2 separate regions of the Homo sapiens genome follow, and region 2 is linked to region 1. A link is a contact called in ENCODE Hi-C data. All regions are on one chromosome and are shown on one strand. The core of a region is the stretch at or near the end of the contact, and the rest is flanking DNA. Distances in the headings are between cores, read along the strand shown. Region 1 holds the start of SVIL (supervillin). Region 2 holds the start of JCAD (junctional cadherin 5 associated).

Evidence for each region. A loop is a pair of places that touch in the nucleus more often than their neighbours do.
Region 2: a loop to region 1 is called in a map of Caco-2, with 2.6 times the contacts of the local background. The contact joins the promoter of JCAD here to the promoter of SVIL in region 1. A Hi-C loop is called at or near these places in 1 of 168 maps with a recorded cell type or tissue (Caco-2).

Annotation. Positions count from the first base shown.
Region 1 is chr10:29,629,962-29,636,858 of GRCh38, reverse strand. SVIL (supervillin) reads left to right here and starts at 1,888. Exons shown (of 38, transcript NM_021738.3): 1 at 1,888-2,439. RefSeq lists a silencer at 1,785-2,079.
Region 2 is chr10:30,057,067-30,063,075 of GRCh38, reverse strand. JCAD (junctional cadherin 5 associated) reads left to right here and starts at 3,490. Exons shown (of 4, transcript NM_020848.4): 1 at 3,490-3,594. It overlaps LOC101929256 (a long non-coding RNA gene), which reads right to left and starts at 4,238. Exons shown (of 4, transcript XR_001747405.2): 1 at 4,050-4,238. RefSeq lists a silencer at 3,378-3,547 and an enhancer at 5,832-6,009.

The sequences.
Region 1 (6,897 bases), core at 639-3,138:
CTACTCCAGCCTGGACAACAGAGCAAGACCATGTCTCAAAAAAACAAAACAAAACAAAACAAAACAAAAAAACCTTGCAAGATTTTGATAGGAATTTTGTTAATCTGTAGATCAGTTTGGGGACAATTGACATCTTTTGTGTGTTGATTTTTCTTCCAATTCATGATTATCATCATTGGAAAGAAGTGAGTATGATGAGTCTTCTAAGCCAGGCAGATAGCAAAAAAATTAGGAAAGTAAATGGATTGCACAGGAAGAATTAACTGGGATTTAAATAATCAAAGACAGAAAGGATATATAAAAGAAGTGACGAAGGAGATTTACCCTATTAGACTCCAGTGTATTAATCTAGGACAGTTTGGTTGCTATGGGGAAGCAGTGTGCAAAAACTTAAGAGGCACACAAAAGACTGATGTTTATTTTGTGGGAGTGAATCTTTTTTTAGGAAGGAAATAGCACTATTGTGGTAACAGTGATTCATTTTCTCCTCCTATCTTCTCTTTACAGAGAAGACCCAAATAGTGAACTGTTTCATGTAAGTTTTTATTTATTTTTGCCCTACTTTTCTCTAGGGAGGGGCTTACCACAGCTTATAAAAATACGTAAAACAAGATCAAATAAACTTTAAAATGAGGAAAAAGCCAATATGGTCCAAGGGAAAAGAAGATCAGGGTCAGGACTGAGATTAGGATGCAAAAGCCATGCTATGAAATTTTGTTTGTTTGTTATCTTGAGATGGGTAAAAAAAAAAAAAAACAGTTGACTGGGACAAATACCCCTAGCACAAAACAGTCATGAAGCCAATGTTTAATTATTATACCTGTCATCTTTTCACCTGGCCTCAGGACTGTCCTCTTAGGGAGAGGCATTGTTCTGTAGGGTTAATTAGTAACAGGAATTTAGATCCTGCTTTGAGAGGCCTCCTGTGCTGGCCGAAGCAGCTGGTGGTCTGAGAACCCTGACACCCAGAGGCATACCACTGGGAGGCCCCGCGCAGCACACAGCTTTTGCTGTACTCCAGCCCAAGTCTTATGGGGTTTGTGGTTTATACTGAAGTTGGTGCAGACAATTAAGACTCTCTGTTCTTGGTACCGACAGGGACAGAGACCTACAATTGTAAGTATTTTGTAAACAGGGTTGTGATATTTGTTTGAGTGTATTCAACATGTCAGTGGCCTTTTAATGTTTAAAAAAATGCATATGGCCATTTAAGAAGTGGTTGTGCTTCATAGTTAATATTTTTTTCATTAGGTTAGGTTCATCTGGTTTTTCAGTGAGGTGAGCTACCTGAGAGCCATAGGAAGATAGATCTTGCCAGTTCAGAGGACTGACTTTGGCTTTAAGAGAAAATATTTGTGTCATTTTCGAGAAAGTACTTCCAGCACAATGCTTTCTTCTGATGATTCATTTTCTACAGTTATTGGAAGTGGGAAGAAATCCACAGAGGTTACAGAATTTGTAAACTTGTAGAGACATGTGCCATTATATCATGCTGTTTCATAGATGTGTATGTCTGTTAGTTACTTTTCGGGCATTCATTGTATATATGTCTGTTACTTACTTTTGGGGTGTTCAGTGTCTGAGCTTTGTCAACGATTGTGTGCTCTTTTTTTAGCCTAAAAAAACTAAGTTAGAGAAATGTTTGCTCATCCAAATCTGTATTGTTGTAGCTTATTCAGTAGACTGCTGTTGTATTTTTAATTTCTCTATACAACAAGCTGAAAGACAGTGTGGACAACCTAATTGCATTTGAAGTAGCTGCTGGCCAGGCCTGCTGCAACAGCTGATGGGCTCCTCTGAATTTCCAGGGCTATTTCTGGTAGATGAGCTGGTATCAAGGCTCTCGAGTTCAGGCCATAAAAGGCCCGTCCCATGTGAAGTTGCTTCACTGCTCTGACTGCGTCCTCCCCAGGCTGAAGTGTCCTCAGGTTTCATGTGGATTTGCCCAGTAATGGATGGCTCCACCGAGGCCAGGTTGGGGAAGTTCAGCCTCGAGGACACTAGGGGACGAAAAACTTCAAAAAGAAGACTCTTTTTATTAATATTTTGGCGTTCTTTTTGGAGAGGAACTTTTGGGATGTAGCCTTTACCTGTTTCCTGAATTTGACATCCAAAAAGCCTTTTGGAAAACACCATTCTAAATTTATCCTGTTCTGAATCATCATCGCTTCTGATAGATGCAGTTGCTTGCTGACATCGTGATCTTTGATTTTGTACAACGCTATTTGGGCTAACTTTTGGGATTTTACTTTGTGCTTAGAATTTGAAAGTAGTATTCATTGGAAAGAGACTCCAAGAAAATACTCGAAGACATCAAAAGCTGGATTCGAGGGTATAACGTGTTTTGTTTTGTTTTTTAAATTAGAAAAATAAGGAATTGCAGTGTGATTTTCTTTCCCCCTTTAACTTAGAGGAACGAGGATTATACAGAAATTTGAAGTAAGTGAAAAATCTTCCTATAAATCTAAATGCAGTAGGTTTTTTTTTGTTGTTTTTGTTTTTGCTTTTTTTTAAGTGCCATCTGTCTGAGCATGTTTCCTGAGGATTTGTTGACTTCAGTCATTGGAAAATTCCTGCCAGCGTTTGCCAGTTACTGCAGCCATTCCTGTAGATACCCTTGGGCATATTTCTTGGGTTGAGAAGGATTGGACTTTTTTTTTTTTTTAAAGGATTTACTTTATGGTAGAGAAAGGTTTAATACTAAAAATTTGATTAATATAACTTAGTACATTCTGTCTAAATGTTAGCACTTAAAGTCTTGGAATTAAAGTATATTCACAATGCAACGTACTTTAATAATCGTAGCACAAGTATGGGGGTGGAGTTCAGAAGGGCAAGTTTTATTTCACTGCCATTATAATTCATGTAAAAATAGAAAATCACCAGTGATCCTTTTGCATAATCTTTGTTCTGAGGGTTCTTTGCCTTGGTACTCTCATTCTTCAGGGCTTGATTTCTAGAACTTGCGATGTTCCAGAATTTATGAGAAAAACCTCACTGTAGGTTCTAGAGTTTGAACTGCATTTTATTTTTAAATTCTCCAAGAAAAAATACTGCATCAGCCTTTTAAAGCCCTGGAGATTGCTATGGTCTCTTTGTAATTTAGCTCAGTGATTTGTTTCTGCTGAAAAACAGCAGTGAACTCTAGAACATAGAAGGCTTATTTGACGTGTTGCTTCTTTGAAAAAAAAAAAAGATTATTTCTTTATACCACATCAGATGGACAAGTACGGGCAGTCATTATTTTTACCAGGTAGGAAAACAGAGTATTTATAGAGAAGAACTTCATCGGTGAATACTGCGAGGGTTCTTCACCGGAGATAGTGTGGCAACCCTAGGGGGCGTTTGAAAATGCATGGGGGTGTTTCAGGTTTTCTCAATGACTCACTGGCATTTGGGAGGATGTGGTTAAGAATTGTAAATGCCCAATTTACATGGTGTAGGGGACAGTCCCATACAGCATTACCCTGGCCAAACTGCTGGTGGTATCCCCTGTTGAGTAAAACTGCAGGATATAAATTGTACCCTCTGTCTCCAAAGAAGAGCAGCCCAGTGCCAGGCAGATGTGTGCTGTCTCTTCTCACCAAAACCAGTGATGTCTTTTTTTTTTTTTTTTTTTTTTGAGATGGAGTCTCGTGCTGTCACCCAGGCTGGAGTGCAGTGGCACGATCTCGGCTCACTGCAACCTCCACCTCCCAGGTTCAAGTGACTCTCCTTGCCTCAACCTCCCAAGTAACTGGGATTACAGGCACCTGGCACCATATCCAGCTAATTTTTTTTTGTATTTTTAGTAGAGACGGGGTTTCACTATGTTGGCCAGGCTGATCTTGAACTCCTGACCTCGTGATCCGCCCACCTTGGGCTCCCAAAGTGCTGGGATTATAGGCGTGAGCCCCTGCACCCGGCACCCGGTGATGTCTTGAGGATCCAGGGCATCAAGTGTGCACTAGTGTCAGAGAATTTGTCTTACAATGGAAACTTTGGAGTCTATACTCTGTGTGTGTGTGTGTGTGTGTGTTAAAGATAATTTATTTGGTCACCTTGATCACTGGATGAGGCTGATGTTATACAAGCTATTGTAGTACATTAGGTGCCTTCCTGCCTACCTTTATTTAGTACTATTGGTGCATTTAATTTTGCCACATGCATAGTCTTCCAAGTGAAATTTGGTTAATGCGCTCAGCTTGCAGTGGACATCAGTCAGCCATTCAACAAACAGTTCTTTATCTTTGCTTCTACTTTGGAGACAGACTGTTTTGTGATAAACAGACTTCTGGAAGACTTTGGAGTTCAATTCAGAGTGAACATCTTTGGCAACACCTGGGGTTATATAGTATTCTTTTTTTCTTTTTTCTTTTTTTTTTTTTTGAGATGGAGTCTTGCTCTGTTGCCCAGGCTGGAGTGCAATGACACAATCTCAGCTCACTGCAACCTCCACCTCTTGGGCTGAAGTGATTCTCCTGCCTCAGCCTCCCTACTAGCTGGGATTACAGGCATATGCCACTGCGCCCAGCTAATTTTTGTATTTTTAGTAGAGACAGGGTTTCATCATGTTGCCCAGGTTGGTCTTGAACTCCTGACCTCAGGTGATCTACCAGCGCTCGGCCTCCCAAAGTTCTGGGATTACAGGCATGAGCCACCACACCCGGCGAGTTATTTAATATTCTACAGTTGAGGAATTGCATCCAAAGGAAAGGGCCCTTGGGATTTTTATAAGGATGTCTGGTGAGCTCCAGCATGCAGGGCTCTCGGGCTACATGGAGCGTTATGGAGAGTAAGCTGCTAGGAGCCTTGTGATTGTTAGGGTACAAAGGCAGCCTTGGAATCATCTCCTGAATCTGCAGCTGCCTGGGATTTTAGGACACTCATTGCAATTTTATGTTAAAGCGCTGATCTCAGGGTGCCTTGCTGTGACTGGGAGTATCCGTAGGTCTAGAACTTTCCAGCAGTTCTGGGCTTCATTGATTTGTGACTCAACTAGGAATCTTCTGGTCACCCTTGACTCCTCTCCCTTTAGGTCCCCGAGGCCTCTGCCCCACCACCTCCTCTTAAGCCTCGCCATCTTTTTTATTTTTTATTTTTTTGAGATGGAGTCTCACTCTGTCAGCCAAGCTGGAGTGCAATGGCACAATCTCGGCTCACTGCAATCCCTGCCTCCCGGGTTCAAGGGATTCTCCTGCCACAGCCTCCTGAGTAGCTGGGATTACAGGTGTCCGCCACCACGCCCGGCTAATTCTTGTATATTTAGTAAAGATGGGGTTTCACCATGTTGGTCAGGCTGGTCTCGAAATCCTGACCTCATGATCTGCCCACCTCGGCCTCCCAAAGTGCTGGGATTACAGGTGTCCGCCACCACGCCCGGCTAATTCTTGTATATTTAGTAAAGATGGGGTTTCACCATGTTGGTCAGGCTGGTCTCGAAATCCTGACCTCATGATCTGCCCACCTCGGCCTCCCAAAGTGCTGGGATTACAGGCATGAGCCACCGCGCCTGGCCTCGCCTCGCCATCTCTTACCTGGGCTACTGCTTTGCCCTTAATGGATCCCTTGGCCCTCGGTTTCTCCTCCGTCTGGTCTAGCCACAGAATGACCTTCCTAAACAAAGATCTCATCTTGCACTCGGCCAGGGCCAAACCCTCATCGTTCCTCACTGCTTACATGCAAAAGCCTGGGCTCTGTAGCCTCCCCTTCAGGGTCTTTCATGCCCCTGGAGTTCTGTTGGCAAGTCTCCCCAAAATGTTGTCTTCTCTTGCCTGCCAGGGAAGCAATATCAAAGGAGATGTGCCAGAAGCTTCCTCTGACATGCCTCTGGCCTCCTGGGCCTCGACTCCAGCCTGTACTCTAGGGCTGCAGTCACTAGGTCCTGGTGGCCCTTTCCTTGGCAGCAGGGTACCCAGTGAGGTGCTTGGGTCTCACTTCTCTTACCACCCCCAGGGTCTAGCCCAGTGGGCAATCCAGAAATGTGAGTTGTTTGAACGGATTGAATTGTAACGACTTGTGGGTTCTTCATATCGAAATTTGGCTGTGATCCATCCAGTACTTTTGCCCTCATCCTATATTACTCACAGTAGAAGCTGGTGTTCTGTGTTATAAGTTCTCCTTTTTTTTCCTTCATCTATGACAATGCAAGCAGAAACGTTCGTGTTGCGGTAACAAGTCCGATGGGGTTTCTGTATATGGGGTTTCTGTACACGTGCTTTTGCCAACCGGGAAATTAAGGTGTGCCGCATGAAGTCAGTCACTTCATTATTGGAACTTTGCCTAAAATGAAGAAACTCATCTAGTGGTGCAATTTGACCTAAGTGTTTTACCCATACAGTCAACTTCAACTTGGGTCACACATCTCAGGAGCAGTTTGCACTGTTGATCTCAGGGGCTCTTTAGTATTGGTTCAGAGAGATCTCTGTCCCTCTTAGAGACACTCCCTATTGTAGGAGGTTTTGAAAGAGGCATTCTTTTTCCTCCTAATGTGCTTGTCCCCTTCTGAAAGTTGATCCTTTAATCCCAAACAAGTTTATAACCTATGTCTAACTGGTTTTTGTGTAAATATAGTAAAAGAAATAGTTTCCATATTTGCTTTGGGATCATTGGTCTGCCCATGTCACAGCCCTGGGTACATTCATTTCAGTCCATATTTTTGGGGCACTTTCCCTGTGCAGAGCTCCGGGTGGGTCCTGTGGGATGCAGAAGCCTATAGCGTATTCCCTCTCATTGGCAGCCTCTTTCCCAGAGTGTCTCGGACAGGGATGTAATGGAGCTATTTTACCAGTCAGAGTAGAAGGGATGAACAATAATAACATGCCATCCATTATTACTGTGTGCCAGACTTAATGCCACACTCTTTACCTCTACAATATATCACTTAATTATTTTTATTTTTTGAGACAGTCTTGCCTG
Region 2 (6,009 bases), core at 2,241-4,740, 420 kb before region 1:
TAAGGGAATTAGGAGGTTAGGCTTGTTTCTCTCACGTCTTGCCCACCATCCCTTGTCCATGTACTGGTGACCGGTGTGGAAACTGGCCCAGTGGATTTTCCTCATTACCTTTTATCTTTATTATCTTCCTACATTTATGATTAATCACCTGCTCATACTCATGCATCTTTTCAACCTTACTCTCTGATATGGTTTGGCTCTGTGTCCCACCCAAATCTCACCTTGGGTTGTAATAGTCCTTACGTGTTGTGGGAGGGACCCAGTGGGAGGTAATTGAATCATGGACGCGGGTTTTTCCCATGCCGTTCTTGTGATAGTGAATAAGTCTCATGAGATCTGGTGGTTTGATAAAGAGTAGTTCTCCTGCACATGCCCTCTTGCCTGCTGCCACGTAAGGCGCGCCTTTGCTTCTCCTTTGCCTTCCACCGTGATTGTGATGCCTCCCCAGCCATGTGCAGCTGTGAGTCCATTAAACCTCTTTCCTTAATAAATTACCCAGTCTTGGGTATGTCTTTATTAGCAGCATGGGAATAGAATAATACACCCTCTTTCCTCTTTGTTAATTCTATTCCCAGATCTTTAGAAAAGCTTTCCACCTTTCTGCTTGCCCCTCTCCCCACATCCACAGCCTCACCACCATCTTCTCTCTCCATCTTTTCATTCTGCTTCTTTGTTTGAAATGGCCTTAGTCATGCCAGGAAAACATTAGAGCAGGGCTAGGGATACATCAGTACTGAGGAAAGACGGAAGCCAAACATTTTGAAATGAGGATGTTAGGATAAAGAGCCAGGGTCAAGAAACTACAAGCATCTTGAAATTGTGAAGTCATCTTCTCTAGAATCTCCAGTATTTCAATCCCATTACATTCCCCTAATTGAATCTGCCTTTGCCAGCCTTTCTGCTAAAATACAATTTCTTATTAAACTTGATTTGGTTTGGTTTAGCTTAGCTCCTAGCATTGAATCAGTGTTGTTTTCTGATTTACTGCAACCCTACTCTGTTGTTTTGCAACTCTACAGCCCTTAGGTACATTATAAAACTTCCATGGGGTTGACCTAGAAACCCAACAATATGACATTGTTCTGTGGGGAAACACATCCTAATCTCAATTCACTGACTGATAAATGTTCTAGCAGGAATACTTGGCTCCCTAGGTGTCTGCACCATGCTGGGCACATAGAGGTGCTCCACCCCAGGACAAAGTTATTTCATTGAGTTGGCAAATTGAGGAGAAACAGGAATTCTATAAGTCATTGAAGAAATCCATCATCGAATGATGCTTTTTTGACAAGAAGTAATATCACTGCTGTTAATAACTGTGACTCCCCAGAAAAAAAAAAAAAAGTCTGCATTTCCTTTTCTATCTTTTAAATTTTGTCGAATCCTATTTTCCCAGCCTTTGTGTCTCTCCCTAGCCACAATCCACTTGTCCTTCAAAGTCTTCCCTGGTGGTTCCAAGTCAAACAGCAGTAGCTGTACAAGTGTTAATGGTAGTAGCTACTATTTTCTTTTCTTTCTTTTTTTTTTTTTTCTTGAGACAGAGTCTCACTCTATTGCCCAGGCTGGAGTGCAGTGGCATGATCCTGGCTCACTGCAACCTCCACCTCCCGGGTTCATGTGATTCTCCTGCCTCAGCATCCCGAGTACCTGGGATTACAGGCACCTGCCACCACGCCCGGCTAATTCTGTATTTTTAGTAGAGATGGGGTTTCACCATCTTACCCAGGCTGGTCTCGAACTCCAGACCTCCGGTGATCCGCCTGCCTTGTCCTCCCAAAGTGCTGGGATTACAGGCATGAGTCACCATGCCCGGCCACCATTTTCTTGACTATTACATGTACCTGAACTAAGTGATAAGAAGGCATCATCTCATTGAATTCTCATGACTCTCCTATGAGATGCAAACCATCATTACCCCCACTTTGTTAGAGAGGAAAGTGAGGCTAACAGAAGTAAAGTACCACATCTAGAAAGTGGCAGAGAAGCCAAGCCCGGGACCTGAGCTACCTGGTTCTCGAGCCCCTAATCATGCTGCCTGCTCCTATCGCCACCATCTGGTTTCCTCCCACGCACTCCTGATAATGCACAATACAACATTCAATTACATTGTTCGTTCTTTTCCAGCAATAGTGTGTTTAGCTTTTATGCTGTGTTAGATTATACGTTGCTACTAACCATGAGGAACATATGATTCAAGAGAACAAAGAAACGACCTTGCTCTGGTGGTTCAGAGCGAGGGTCTTGGGCTAGATTCTGCAGCTTGCCATCTGTGCCCGTCCCTGAGCCCACTCCTCATCTGTAAAGTGGTGCCCATATCATCAAACTGTGATGAGGATTAAAAGAAATAATACATAGGAAGGGCTCAGATGTGGTAATAGAGCAAAAAAAGTTAGTTATTGGTGTTTCGACAGCAAATACAGTCCTAAAATCATGATGTGGCTAAGTAGTTTTCTGAAAACTAATTTGGCAAGGTCACCAGTCTGCTGTGCCATCCATGTTTTGTCTGGGTGGACTTAACTAACATTCCCTGTCTCTCCCCAATGCATCAGCAATATTTCACATTTTTTGTCTTCTGTCTGCCTTCCAAAATTATGAAAACGTTCGCCCTGAGCAGACCCAGGCAGCAGTCTAATCTTTCTGCCCCTTCCCGCTGTAAGAGAAATATGGAGTGGGTTTGGGGTTACCCAAATGACCCCAAATGTTCATTCTGGTCTGAACTCTCCCACTGACCTCCTCCTATCTCTCCTCCTACCCCTGCCCTGTAGGCAAATCCTGCTCCTGTCATCAGTTTCCTCCTCTGCCACAGGAGAGTATGGGCCAGCTGATCTGAAGGTGGCTTCCAGACTCCTTCAGACTTTTTTTTGAAAGAAGTAAATCCCAAGCTGTTGTCACCATCACTGTTTTCTGCTCTTCATAATATCGATGTGTTATGTGGGTGCGTTTGTGTGTGTGTGTGTGTGTGTGTATAGCCATACTGTGTTCCCATGTATGTATGTATATGTGTCAGTGTGTTTGGCTGCATCTGTGCGTGACTGTATATGGGTGTGTTTGTGTGCACCTGCGTGTGACTGTATTTGAGTGTGTGTGCACTTGTCTGTGACTGTGTGTGCACCTGTGTGTCCTGTATATGTGTTTGTGTGCGCCTGTTTCCTGTGAGTGTGTTTGTGTGCATCTGTGTGTGGGTGTATATGAGTGTGTTTGCATACATCTTTGTGTGTTTGTGTGATATGAATATGTTTGCTTTCTGTGTATCTGTGAGAGTGTGTGTGTCTTTGGACATTTCCACAGGGTTGACGTGGCCCAAACCCAAGTGACAAGAAAAGAGGGAATGGTGGTCAGCTCACTTGTGCCTTCTGCGCGACCCACGCAGGCGGACCCCAAAAGCCTAGGAAGCTCGTGGCCTGGATACCGCCCTCAGCGCAGAGGAGGCAGCCCCGGGCGGTGGGCGGGGCGGGCCCGGGCGGTGGGCGGGGCGGACGGCGGTTCTCCGGGCATGCTCGGCCTCGGCGGCTGCAGGCGGGGCGGGTCGCGCTGGTCCCCGGCCGGCCGGAGCGGCGGCGGTGGCGGCGCGAGGCGGCATGAGGGAGCCGCTCGGTAAGTCCCGGCGTCTAACCCTCCTGGCTCCCACCGTCCATTAGGGCCGCTCCCACGGCGCTTCGCGGGCCTCACCCGCAGCCTCCCGCACTCCCCCCAACTTCTCCAGCTGGGACGTCGCTCCGGTTCCAGCCACCCTGGCGGTGGGGGATGTCTGCACCCCCAGTCGCAGCCCCGCCTGGGCCCCCCGCGCGGTGCCTAGCCCGGCAGCCTCGGGGTGGAGGGCGCCTGCCAGCCCGGGAGGGGCGTCCCCTCCCCTCAGGTGCCCCGCTCGGAGCGCGGGGGTCCCGGGGCGGGCACCGCGGGCCGCGGCTGGCGTTAGCGCTCGCGTCGCCCCTCGGCGCGCGGAGGGCCTGGGGGGCCGGGGTCACTCACTCCCCTCTCGAAGTCGCCCTCCCCAGCCTGTGTCCACCAACCCCTCCCGCGCCCTCGCGCCCAGATCTCGCGGACCTCACCCCAGAGCTGACAGCCGCCGCGCTGGGTCCCCGAGGTCCCAGTTCCCACGCTGCCCCGGCCGTCTGGACTGCCCGGGACGGTGGGGGGCTCCCGCCGCGGCCCCGCTCCCGCTCCGGTCTCTGCGCGGTCTGCGCTGGGGATTAGGGCGCTAATCGCAGCTGCCTCCCAGCGAGTGCCCGGGGCCGCCCGGCTCCTGGCTGCGCGTGGGATGGGAGAAGGGCAGGAGCCCCGCCTAGGAGTGCTGTAAATCCCGTTAATTATCTCATTTATGGGATCTGGAACCCGCCCTCCTAGGGTCTCTGCGCTCAGATCTCCGCGGGCACCCTCTACTTCCCCCGTCTCCAGTCGGGGTCCGTTCACCCCCAAAATGCCAGGGTTTGCCTCGATGCCCTGGCCACAGTGGGGCCCAGCACTAGCTGCTAAAAAGCGCCCCTCTCGCTTCCGTCAAGAAGCAGAGCGCCTGGGATTCTTCTGGGCATTTGTAAAGAAGCTGTGATTTCACTACTGAAGAAGAAAATAAAAACGAGAACTTTAGGCCAGCGCTACCTGGGCATGCCCTGGTGTTTGGTCATCCACGCGCTTAAGGAGTAGAGAGGCCTTGGGGGAATTAGCTTGGGCACATCACCTCCCCACACCTACACCCACTCTCCCACCCCCGCACGCACTCCACCCGCCTCCCGTGTCCTCATTCCCTCCCCAAATCTAGTAGCTTGGTCTTAGTCTTGGGGAGAGGGGTGGGGCGGTGCAGACCACACAACTCCCAGGGTTTCCTGTCCTGACAGTTTAATGTGATGTTTCTCCCACAACTTGTTTTCCTTCTCCGGTCTTTTGTCTTTTCAGATTTACAAGGAATAGATAACCCAGAGATTGAGGGCTAGGGTTGCAAAATACAGGGATTTGGGGGAAGGGGCCTGATGGGTAGGATTCGGGCAGCCAGAAATGCTCTGGCAAAAAAAGGCAGTCTGCATGGTGTGAACTGAGGGTCATGGGCTGTACAGGTAAAACTTTGGGAATGTCAGTTCATTTTAGAATTTTAAGACCACCCGGCAAAGCAAGAATGCATACAGGCTTTTTTGGAAATCATATGCAGATTCTATTTCATTGGACTTGTGTTGGTTTTCGTGTGACATTGGGAGTTTGTTAAAGTGGTTTGGTTTTCCATAACGTCTGTGGATTGGGACTTAATTATTTACCTTGACATTAGGTGTCTAATTCTTAGTCACCAGCTTAACAAGCTTCCTGAAGTCTCTAAGTGTCACTGTGGGCATGCAGCATGTAAGAAACTGTTACTCCGCCTGGAGTGGGCGAGCAAATATTTGTTGAACAGAGGCCTTTAATCTGCTGGGCCTTCCTCCTGTAAAACTTCACCCTTTGCTGCAGAGACTGGAAGGTCAGGCCCTTGGCAGGCCCAGGAGAATTAGGGGATTTGGGTGGGTGGAGAAAGCCTGTTTCGGGGAAAAAAGAAGTTTGGCCTGAGTGTCCACATGCTCTGGATGACTTGACAAAGTCATCAGGGTTATCAAATAGCTCATCGAGTGGTCACAGATTCCAGAAGCCTGTGGTCTATTGTTCGGCAGCTATAAAATGTAGCAGGGTTGGAGGTACACAAGGAAAATAAATAAGGACCAATTTTTTCACTTAAAAAAAGTAAATATGAAAAGATTCTTGTAGTCTAATTTTTAACATGCAATTTAAAAATAAATCCTAGAAATGTTATCAGTACAGAAAGCCCAGAAGTCTGTGGCTCCCCCAAGTTCTCACTGGCCAGTTTGGGAGGACAGTAAACACCAGTCATCCTTAGGAGTCCTTAGTTTTTCTTTTAATGAGCTTGGCGAAACTCCATGCTAATTAATCTGGAGAGCGTTTAGAACACAGAGCGTTGGAGTGAAACAATTGTTCTATTGTGTTTTTTATTTTGATAAGCAAAGACTATCTCTCTGAAGTCCTCTGGGCCTATTG